Linked DNA regions of Homo sapiens: region 2 is linked to region 1. A link is an interaction called in ENCODE POLR2A ChIA-PET data of the cell type or tissue named here. Cell type or tissue: A673. All regions are shown on one strand.

The links. ChIA-PET counts read pairs that join two places held together with the same protein. Peaks named below come from ENCODE experiments on the same cell type or tissue, not always from the same donor. Only the 100,000 strongest peaks of a DNase experiment are listed, where the experiment ranks them.
Region 2: POLR2A ChIA-PET joins it to region 1 with 5 read pairs; 2 of 35 experiments call an interaction of 5 or more read pairs at or near these places.

What each region holds. Positions count from the first base shown.
Region 1 is chr5:79,452,674-79,457,673 of GRCh38, reverse strand. HOMER1 (homer scaffold protein 1) reads left to right here. Exons shown (of 9, transcript NM_004272.5): 2 at 656-812. Among named protein-coding and RNA genes, the nearest start is that of HOMER1, 59 kb to the left of the region's middle. In A673, no CTCF peak of the experiment used is centred here; no DNase peak of the experiment used is centred here; H3K27ac peaks cover 1,435 bases.
Region 2 is chr5:79,282,007-79,287,006 of GRCh38, reverse strand. The region is part of intron 2 of JMY (junction mediating and regulatory protein, p53 cofactor); the gene reads right to left. It also overlaps the pseudogene RPS3AP20. Among named protein-coding and RNA genes, the nearest start is that of JMY, 48 kb to the right of the region's middle. In A673, no CTCF peak of the experiment used is centred here; no DNase peak of the experiment used is centred here.

The sequences.
Region 1 (5,000 bases):
TTAAAGACACCTTGCTTAATATATATTGTTAATGCATTAACATTGAACTGATGGCCAACAGCACTGTAACTCATGCCTCAGTGAAACTTATCTAACACATATTTTCTCCACATCACAGCCTTCTTGCACCTAGGAACAGCTAGCATCTGGGAACACTTCAGCATGATGCTTATGGGCCATTTTACACAGTAAAAGCACCAACAAAGTGTGAAATGTGTAAAACATGGTGCTAAATAGACCATAAAAAGGACACTTGTAAATGTAGTATGAGAACTGAAACAAGAAGGCATTGTCACTTTGTTCAGTTTCAGATGGAAATGTGCCATGTCAGGTGATGCATGGTTTTGCACTGCCCTGTGTGTGTCTGTGAAAGACTAAGAATGTGCCACACTATTGATTTGGCGGTTACAGATAAATTTTAGTGAGTAGGTGAATTCACATGTACAGACTCTTCAAATAATGAGGATTGACTATAATTGTTTTTAGAAACCTTATGACTGAATACTTAGAATATGCAAATTTGAAAGTTTCTCTTACTTTCAGGTATGTGGAAATTGTTGATTAAGCAGAATCATCCTTGCAGTTTTCATGTTCTCTTGTCTAGTGAAATAAAACTGGCTGCTTTCAGTCCATCATTTTCTTTTCTGCCCTGCAGGGAACAACCTATCTTCAGCACTCGAGCTCATGTCTTCCAAATTGACCCAAACACAAAGAAGAACTGGGTACCCACCAGCAAGCATGCAGTTACTGTGTCTTATTTCTATGACAGCACAAGAAATGTGTATAGGATAATCAGTTTAGATGGCTCAAAGGTAAGCTACGTTTACTTTGAATGATTTGGCTGGTTTTGCTTTTTTCAGTATGACATTTTAGTTCTATTCAGAACATTTTATCTTCATTAATATAAAATGTTTCCTTTTGAGTTCTTAAAACTTTTAAGAAACAAAATGGATTATTAAGGTAGCAACATGTTTTGTCCACTAAATGACTAACCACTTTATTACATTGTTACATGCCAAAATATTCTACAAATTTGAGGTCATTCCATTTATTTAATGTTCATTGCATATCTGTTATGTGTCAGGCATTATGCCAGGTACTAGGAATATAGTGGTGGACAGAATAGATATGGTCTAGAATTCTAGGAGCTCTAATTCTTTTCAAATATACTGCTACAGACTAGTAGCAGTTTAAAGTCCCTATATCCTATGAAGTTTGTCAGTGTCAATACTAAAGCTGACATTTCTTCTCTCAAGAGAAGTATAAGGACAAAACCTATTTTATTTTTAGGAGAGGCAATTAGTGTAACAGGAGCAAGGACTGCCTGGGTTCAGATCTCAACTCCACCATCTACTGAGTGTTTTCTCTTTGGGCAGATTACTTCTCTGAGCCTCATTGTTCTCAACTCAGTACTGGTGGTTGTAAGGATTAAATGAGTTAATATCTGCAAAGCACTGAAATCAGTGCTTAGAGGACAGTGTGCCCTTCAGAAGAGTTGGTTGGGGATCCCTTTTTTTTTTTTTTTTTTGAGACGGAGTCTTGCTCTGTCACCCAGCCTGGAGTACAGCTCAGCTCACTGCAACCTCTGCCTCCTGGGTTCAAGTGATTTTCTTGCCTCAGCCTCCCCAGTAGCTGGTATTACAGGCGTGCGCCTCCATGCCTGGATAATTTTTGTATTTTTAGTAGAGACAGGGTTTCACCATGTTGGCCAGGCTGGTCTTGAACTCCTGACCTCTCGATCTGTCTGCCTCAGCCTCCCAAAGTGCTGGGATTACAGGCATGAGCTACCGCGCTGGGACGGGGGATCCTTTAATCATCAATGAACTTCATGGAACTCACTTAGAGAAAGAAATTCCAAAGAAAAATCAGACTCTAAGATTCTAGGTTTGAAGTGTGTAGAAAGATGAGGTCTTCAGTTTCTTAAAGCCATGAAGCCTTTCCACTTTCAGGAATTTTAGCAATTAAATGAAGAAGGGGTTAAGTGCACACACTGTAGAGCCAGACTGACTGGTTTGAATTTTTGTTTCTACTACCTGCTTGCCATCTATATTAGTCCATTCTCATACTTCTATGAAGAAATACCTGAGACTGGGTAATTTATAAAGGAAAGAGGTTTACTTGACTCACAGTTCCACATGGCTGGGGAAGCCTCAGGAAACTTACAATCGTGGCAGAAGGTACGTCTTCACAGGGCGGCAGGAGAGAGAGTGAGAGCAAGCAGGGGAAATGCCAGATGCGTATAAAACCATCAGATCTCGTGAGAGTCACTATCACAAGAACAGCATTGGGGAAACTGCCCCCCATGATTCAATTACCTCCACCGGGTTCCACCCTTGACACATGGGGATTACAATTCAAGGTGAGATTTGGATGGGGACACAGAGCCAAACCATATCACCATCTGATCTTGAGCAAAGTATTTAGCTTCTGCATGCAGGGCTGGGCACTGAGGTTTGTGCCTGTAATTCTAGCACTTTGGGAGGCCGAGGCATGAGGATCACTTGAGACCAGGAGTTTGAGACCAGCCTGGGTAACACAGTGAGTTCCCATCTCAAAAAAAAAAAAAATTAGCTAGGTGTATTGGTGCATGCCTGTAGTCCTAGCTACTCAGGAGACTGGGGCTGGAGCTAAGGAGGTCAAAGCTGCAGTGAGCTATGATTATATCCAGAGCGAGACCCTGTCTCTTAAGGGGAAAAAAAAACTGTATGCCTCAGTTTTCTCATCTGTAAAAAGGAATGAATAAAAATACCTACATCATTCCACCATAGGGTTGTTGTGAAAAGTAAGTAAATTTAGGCAAAAGCACAGTGTATATAGTAATCACTATACAAACACTCACTGCTATTGTTGTTAATACTATTATCAGGCGATTATTGCCTAGTGTTTTATGGGGAATAAAAGATAATTTAATGCTAAACTTTTTGTCTGTTTTTTCTGTGTACTCATTCCTTATCTCCTTAACTAGGTTAACTAGATGATAAGACCCTAAGCGCTATTTGCACTTTGTGTCTTGTACATAAGTAACTAATATGTATTTACTTGAATAATTGACTTTTTCATTTTTACTTGGAGGATTTAAAGGACTTGAGAAATAGAAATAGTTCATTTCCGTGAAGCTTTATTTAGTGAAGAATAATTTTGTCATATTTTGTAACTGATTTAGTGAAGTTTGACAGATACTAGATATTATAACCTGAGACTCTAGAGTGTTTATTTCTTTTCCCTTATTTGAACCTTGAATTCTCTGTAATCTGTTTTGTTTCTGGGCCCAAACGACAGATAACGTGCCTCCTTTATTAGAAAGGAGGGTTAACAGAGGTAACAGAAAAAGATAACAATCCTCCTTTATTAGAAAGGAGAGTTAAATGTTGTATACAAAAAAAGGTCAACTGAATAGTCCCATGTCGGAGAAAAGAAACCATATGGAAGTGATTAAATAGATTTCATTTGCTAACTTAATTTTCACCAGATTAAAATACTTTGAGTTATTTTAAAGGAAGGAATTTTAGTGATTAACACATAATCCTCATGTGTTCTTCCCACTGAAGCAATATGAAATGTTGCTCTTGCATTTTTCCATTTCTGAATATACGTTGCTGATTGTAATTATTAGAATCATAAATGACTTTGGAAAAGCTTTTTGTATTTTTTTAACAAAATCTATCTTCTGTAGCAGAGTTATATTTTCTATCACATTTTCCATTTTCTAATTACTTTTCTAAACTGATGCTATTAACTGCTGCAGTTCCTACAGGAGTGGTTGTTTTTTTAAGTCAGCAATAGTGGTTTATTTGACTCAGCTAAACAAGTGTTTTCTCCATCTCACCCCCGACTTCTGCTCTTCATGATTGAGTTGGAAACCCCTTAGGTGCCCTGCCTAGAAAATGTGCACTCGTTCTCACTTAGTGCCTCTACTGTGCATATGAAGTTTGCTTTAAGGTTTTCTGATTATTCTACAGAGACCTCAGCATGGTCAAGGGCCAGGATCAGGGCACTGTGTGATCCATACATGAGGTAGTAATGACACTGCATTTCTACCTCTTTTCCTTAAAAGGACTAGAACTCCAGGGTTGAGAGACATATTTATTTTCAGAACTAAAATTTTTCTTTTAAATGCATTCTACTCAAAGAAGCTAAGAAATAAAGCTTTTTAAAAGTGTGGGATCATCTATCATTTTAAGGTTTTCTTCATTAAAGAACAAGTAATACAGAGACAAGGGAAAGGTTCAGAATGGAGATTAAAATAAAACTCATAAAAGCGGAAAGAAGTTAATTTGAAATAGTTAAAATGAGGGGGCTTAGTGACCAACTACCAGCACGTTGGTCAGTTTTCTTAGATGCCTATAAAACCTGTTGTTGACTCACTTTTGAGTTATTAGGGTCACGTATAAAATGCCCTTGTCAGAAAACACAGAGATCCCAGTTCAGATGTGCCCCCTCAGGACCAGCAAATCTAAGGCAGTGCCTACCAGTCTTGATTTCTTGCGTTTCACTCTGTCACATCCTGGTCTTTATAGTACTTACTACTGTCTGAGATTACATTGGTCAGCTATTTATTTACTTGTATGTTTACTGACTCCTTTTATTCTAGACTGTAATTTCCAATTATATTGCCCCTCTTATTGTTGTAGCTCAAATTTTTAGAACTGTGCTTGGCATTTAAAAGGTACTCAATTAAAGTTGAATAAACGAATGATTCCTTAACCATTTGTTGATAAAGTCCTTCCTATTTAGTCTTTCATTTGATGACTTCATTTGATGCCATTCAAGTTAGAGCAGTTATTAGCCACATTTTACACATCCCAAATGATATGCTAAGAAAAGCAGTTTTTGAACTGAAGGGTAAGGAAACTGTATAAGTATGAATATGTAAATTTTGTCTGAGGTAAAAACACTTAATTGAGCATAAGGGCTCTCATATAACAGTGGACACATCTTCTGTCTGAGAGAAAGGAAGGGACCACTCTGTTTTACTGGTTTTTTTTTTAGTAGGACAGGTG
Region 2 (5,000 bases), 170 kb after region 1:
TTCCTCCTCTATGCTTCAGTTTTAATAATTCCAATCCCTTCTCTTTGTTTCTCCAACCCTAGGAGTGGTAGCTGTTTTTACAATTGCTTCCTCTGGAAGTACCTTAGAGTTACTTTCTTGCCTTCTCAATTATCTGGTTAACAACTTTATACCTAATTAACAAATTCTTTATATTAGATTCTCTCTGTTGAAATAACTAGTTTTTCTGATTAGCTCTCAACAGATACAACTATGGAACAGAAATTTAATAGTGTTCAGAATTCAAAAATCTTAATACAAAAATCATTCTTACTTGCATGGTTAAGTCCATGTACCATTTATCGAAAGAAAAGTGTAAAACTTGCATTATGGATTTTTTTTTTTTTTTATGGAGTCTTGCTCTGTCACCCACACTGGAGTGCAGTGGTGCAATCTCAGCTCACTGCAACCTCCAACTCCCGGTCTCAAGCAAGTCTCCTGCCTCAGCTTCCTGAGTAGTTGGGATTGCACGAGCACGCCACCACACCCGGCTAATTTATTTTTATTTTTAGTAGAGATGGGGTTTCACGACGTTGGCCAGGCTGGTCTTGAACTCCTGACCTCAGGTGATTTGCCCACCTCGGCCTCTCGAAGTGCTGGGATTACAGGTGTGAGCCACTGCGCCCAGCCTTGAGGCTTTTTGAAGAGGCAAAAAAAATTTTTTTTTAACCTGTGGCAAGTTATTTGAAAGTAACTTGTACTTTGTTGTGGATTAATGTCTTTACCTTTATGAGTACAGCTACAAATACAAAGAACATAAACATGCTTTCTATGCTTTTTAATGCTGTCTTTTAACTGATTTTTGAAGTTTCGTAGCTTTAATGTTGCAGCCAACTCGTAAGCAACTTGTTTAATAGTTTATTGTACCTAAGACATTAAACAAGGGTACTAAGTACTTTTCCTAACTTGGCAAATTTGAAGATGTGCAGCACTGGTTAGATGGATCATGTGCTAAAAACAATGACACCTCTGTTTTCAATTTCAGTGCTAGAAAGAAAACAGTGCCTGTTTTTAACACGGAAAAAAAGCGCGTGTCAGCTAGGATAGCGAAACTAGTTTATAAATACAAATTACCTGACGTGGAATTATTATGAAGCACAGCACTTGGATACTGGCTTTTATGTAAGAAACACAGTAGGGGGGAAATCCACCTTAGATTCTTTGGTAAAACAATGCCAAGATAAATCTGTGAATGTACCATCATGAAGAAGATGAGGGGGAAAAAACTGTGAATATACTAATGTAACAGCACCCACAATGCAAATATTCCAGACCCTGGAGTTGCCTGAAGATGACTCTTGAATGATCTAACAACATGATTAGCTTAGTATCTATTCATGGGTTTTTATATTCAGAGCAAATATTGTTGAGAGATTCTTATAGCTAAGCCAAGTGTGAGAAACTATGCTTAAAAAAAAAAAAAGAGAGAAATCGAAACTCAAGTGAACTAAAGGAAAGTATAGCTCAGGTGAGATATGAGTATCTTAATGTATAATGGTGGCACTACCTAGTTCACAGTGTGCATGCGGTGGATGCATACAGTGGTAAAAACTGCACCCTGCACAATAAATAGCACCCAGCCAAGGGGATGGAGTAGATACTGAAATGCAGCCCATGCTTTGCCAGGCCATGTGTATTTCTACACTTGATGAAAAAGGGCTCTTTCCTAATTTGTTTGATGGGTGACTGGCAGTGGGCGGGTGGGGGGCAGGGGGTGCAGTTTTCTATTTCACAGAAAGGCACCTACAGACTTGCCCTGGGGGTTGGGATAAGAATGAAATGCACATTCAAGAATTTACTAGGAGACAACTGGCAAAATGAGGTGACTGGCTACAACAGAAAGAAATGCAAGTGCCTTCCAGTTTCTAGCTTATTTACTTTCAGGAAGTATTTAAAAATAAGTTGGACAATCTGTCTGAAGTGCTTATGGTTGATCAAGATGATGAGTATAGTCCAGCTGGCTCTGACTCATTAAAGACACTGGATTTAAAAATCTAGAGGTTCGTCTAGTTTCAACTTCATTTTACTTTCATTTGAAAGTAACTTCCTTTTGGCTCTCTGACCAGCACCATGGCGGTTGGCAAGAACAAGCACCTTACGAAAGGCAGCAAAAAGGGGGCCAAGAAGAAAGTGGTTGATCCATTTTCTAAGAAAGATTGGTATGATGTGAAAGCACCTGCTATGTTCAATATAAGAAATATTGGAAAGATGCTCATCACCAGGACCCAAGGAACCAAAATTGCATCTGATGGTCTCAAGGGTCGTGTGTTTGAAGTGAGTCTTGCTGATTTGCAGAATGATGAAGTTGCACTTAGAAAATTCAAGCTGATTACTGAAGATGTTCAGGGTAAAAACTGCCTAACTTCCATGGCATGGATCTTACCTGTGACAAAATGTGTTCCATGGTCAAAAAATGGCAGACAATGATTGAAGCTCACGTTGACGTCAGGACTATTGATGGTTACTTGCTTCGTCTGTTCTGTGTTGGTTTTACTAAAAAACGCAACAATCAGATACAGAAGACCTCTTATGCCCAGCACCAACGGGTCCGCCAAATCCGGAAGAAGATGATGGAAATCATGACCCGAGAGGTGCAGACAAATGCCTTGAAAGAAGTGGTCAATAAATTGATTCCAGACAGCATTGGAAAAGACATAGAAAAGGCTTGCCAATCTATCCTCTCCATGATGTCTTCGTTAGAAAAGTAAAAATGCTGAAGAAGCCCAAGTTTGAATTGGGAAAGCTCATGGAGCTTCATGGTGAAGGCAGTAGTTCTGGAAAAGCCACTGGGGACGAGAGAGGTGCTAAAGTTGAACGAGCTGATGGTTTTGAACCACCAGTCCAAGAATCTGTTTAAAGTTCAGACTTCAAATAGTGGCAAATAAAAAGTGCTATTTGTGAAAAAAAATAAAAATAAAATAAAAAAATAAAAAAAAGAAAGTAATTTGTACCTTGCTGTTGGATTAATATCTTTACCTTCAAAATGTGTTTATAGCTACAAATACAAAGAATACAAACACGCTTTTTGCACTTTTTAATGCTGTTTCTAACTGACTTTTGAAGTTTTGTAGATTTAATACTGCAGTCAATTTGGTAAGACCCAGAAAAACTCAGACCCAGAAAAATTGTAACCTTCAGTTCAGTATGTGAAATCCCTAAGCTGTTTCAAGTCCTGTTTTATTAGGCTAGTGGTTCTCAAACTTAAGTGTGTATCATAATCACCTGGAAAGCTTGTCAAAACAAAGATTGCTGAGGTCCATTCCTAGAGTTTCAGTAGAGAAGATCTGAGGTGAAGCCCAAGAATCTGTATTTCTACAGGATTCCAGGTTATACTGATACTACTAGTCAGGTGATCACATTTTTGAGACCCAATGTAGTAGACTTAGAATCTGTGAGCTCCCTAAAGGGGTGTCTATCTCAGAAAGACTTCCTGGCCTAAAATAATGCTGGGTAGGCAGGAGCTGCTTAATACTTAACAGGTGAGATATTATGTTAATATCATAAATATTAAATGTAAAAACAAATATAAATACATTATACATTTGGGATGCCAAGTTCTCTTCTTTCCTATCATACTTTAATACCTAGGTTAATGAAACCATTGGAAATCAAGCTCTTCATAAAGAGAAAAGGTCAATTATTTGGTTAACTACTTTATACCTAGTTAACAAATTCTTTATATTAAATTCTCTCTGTTGACGGCTGGGTGCAGTGGCTCACACCTGTAATCCCAGCACTTTGGGAGGCAGAGGCGGGTGGATCACCTGAGGTCGGGAGTTCAAGACCAGCCTAACATGGAGGAAACCCCCCTCTACTAAAAAATACAAAATTAGCCAGGCATTGCGGCACATGCCTGTAATCCCAGCTACTCCGGGAGGCTGAGGCAGGAGAATTGCTTGAACCCGGGAAGCAGAGGTTGCGGTGAGACTGCACCACTGCACTCCAGCCTGGGCAACAAGAGTGAAACTCCGTCTCAAAATAATAATAATTATTATTATTATTATCATTCTCTGTTGAAATAACCGGTTTGATATTTTGATTAGAACCCAACAGACACAACTGTCCATAGAATATAATAACATTCCAACCATCTTTCCTCTCATCTTCTATAAATCCTTAGACTAAAAGCATACCAAACAATTCACACCCTGTGGATAACAGCAGGTTTTGCTATCAAACACGTGTTCAATCCCAACCACGCTACTTTCTGGCAACCATCAATGGTGCTGGATTGGTGTGAAGATTCAATTAAGTTAGTGCCAATACCACATTACCTGGTTAAAGCACAAGCACTAAGTATAAGCACTAAACCATTCCTCTTTGTACATCTCTTCATCAGGAATATTCTCTATTCCAATCTCTGACAGAGATTGTAACGTACCCACTTCCTACTGAAAATTCTTATTCATTCTTCAATAGTGAAGCACTAGATAGTCCCTCTTTTCACATATATCTTTAGGCACTGATCACCCCATTTTGTGTGCTTCTTATATAAGTGTGTACATTCTTCACATTTAACTTTTTTTAAAAAATCACGTTTATTGAGATATAACTTGCCTACAAAAGGCAACATTTTGAATGTAAATTGTGATTGATTTTGACAAATGTGTACATTCATTTTTATCACTAAAATCTAGATTTAAAGAATCACTCCAAAGTTGTCTGTGGTGCTTGCTCCCTGTCAATTTCCCCTAAGCCACCCAAGGCAACAATTATTTAGCTTTCTGTTAGTACAGATCAAAATCATCATTTCTAGAATTTCTTATTTTTTTTTTATTTTTTGAGACAGTGTCTCGCTCTGTCACCCAGGTTGGAATGCAGTGGCATGATCTCGGCTCACTGCAAGCTCCACCTCCCAGGTTCATGTCATTCTCCCACCTCAGCCTCCCAAGTAGCTGGGACTACAGGTGGCCACCACCATGCCCGGCCAATTTTTTTTGTATTTTTAGTAGAGACAGGGTTTCACCGTGTTAGCCAGTGTG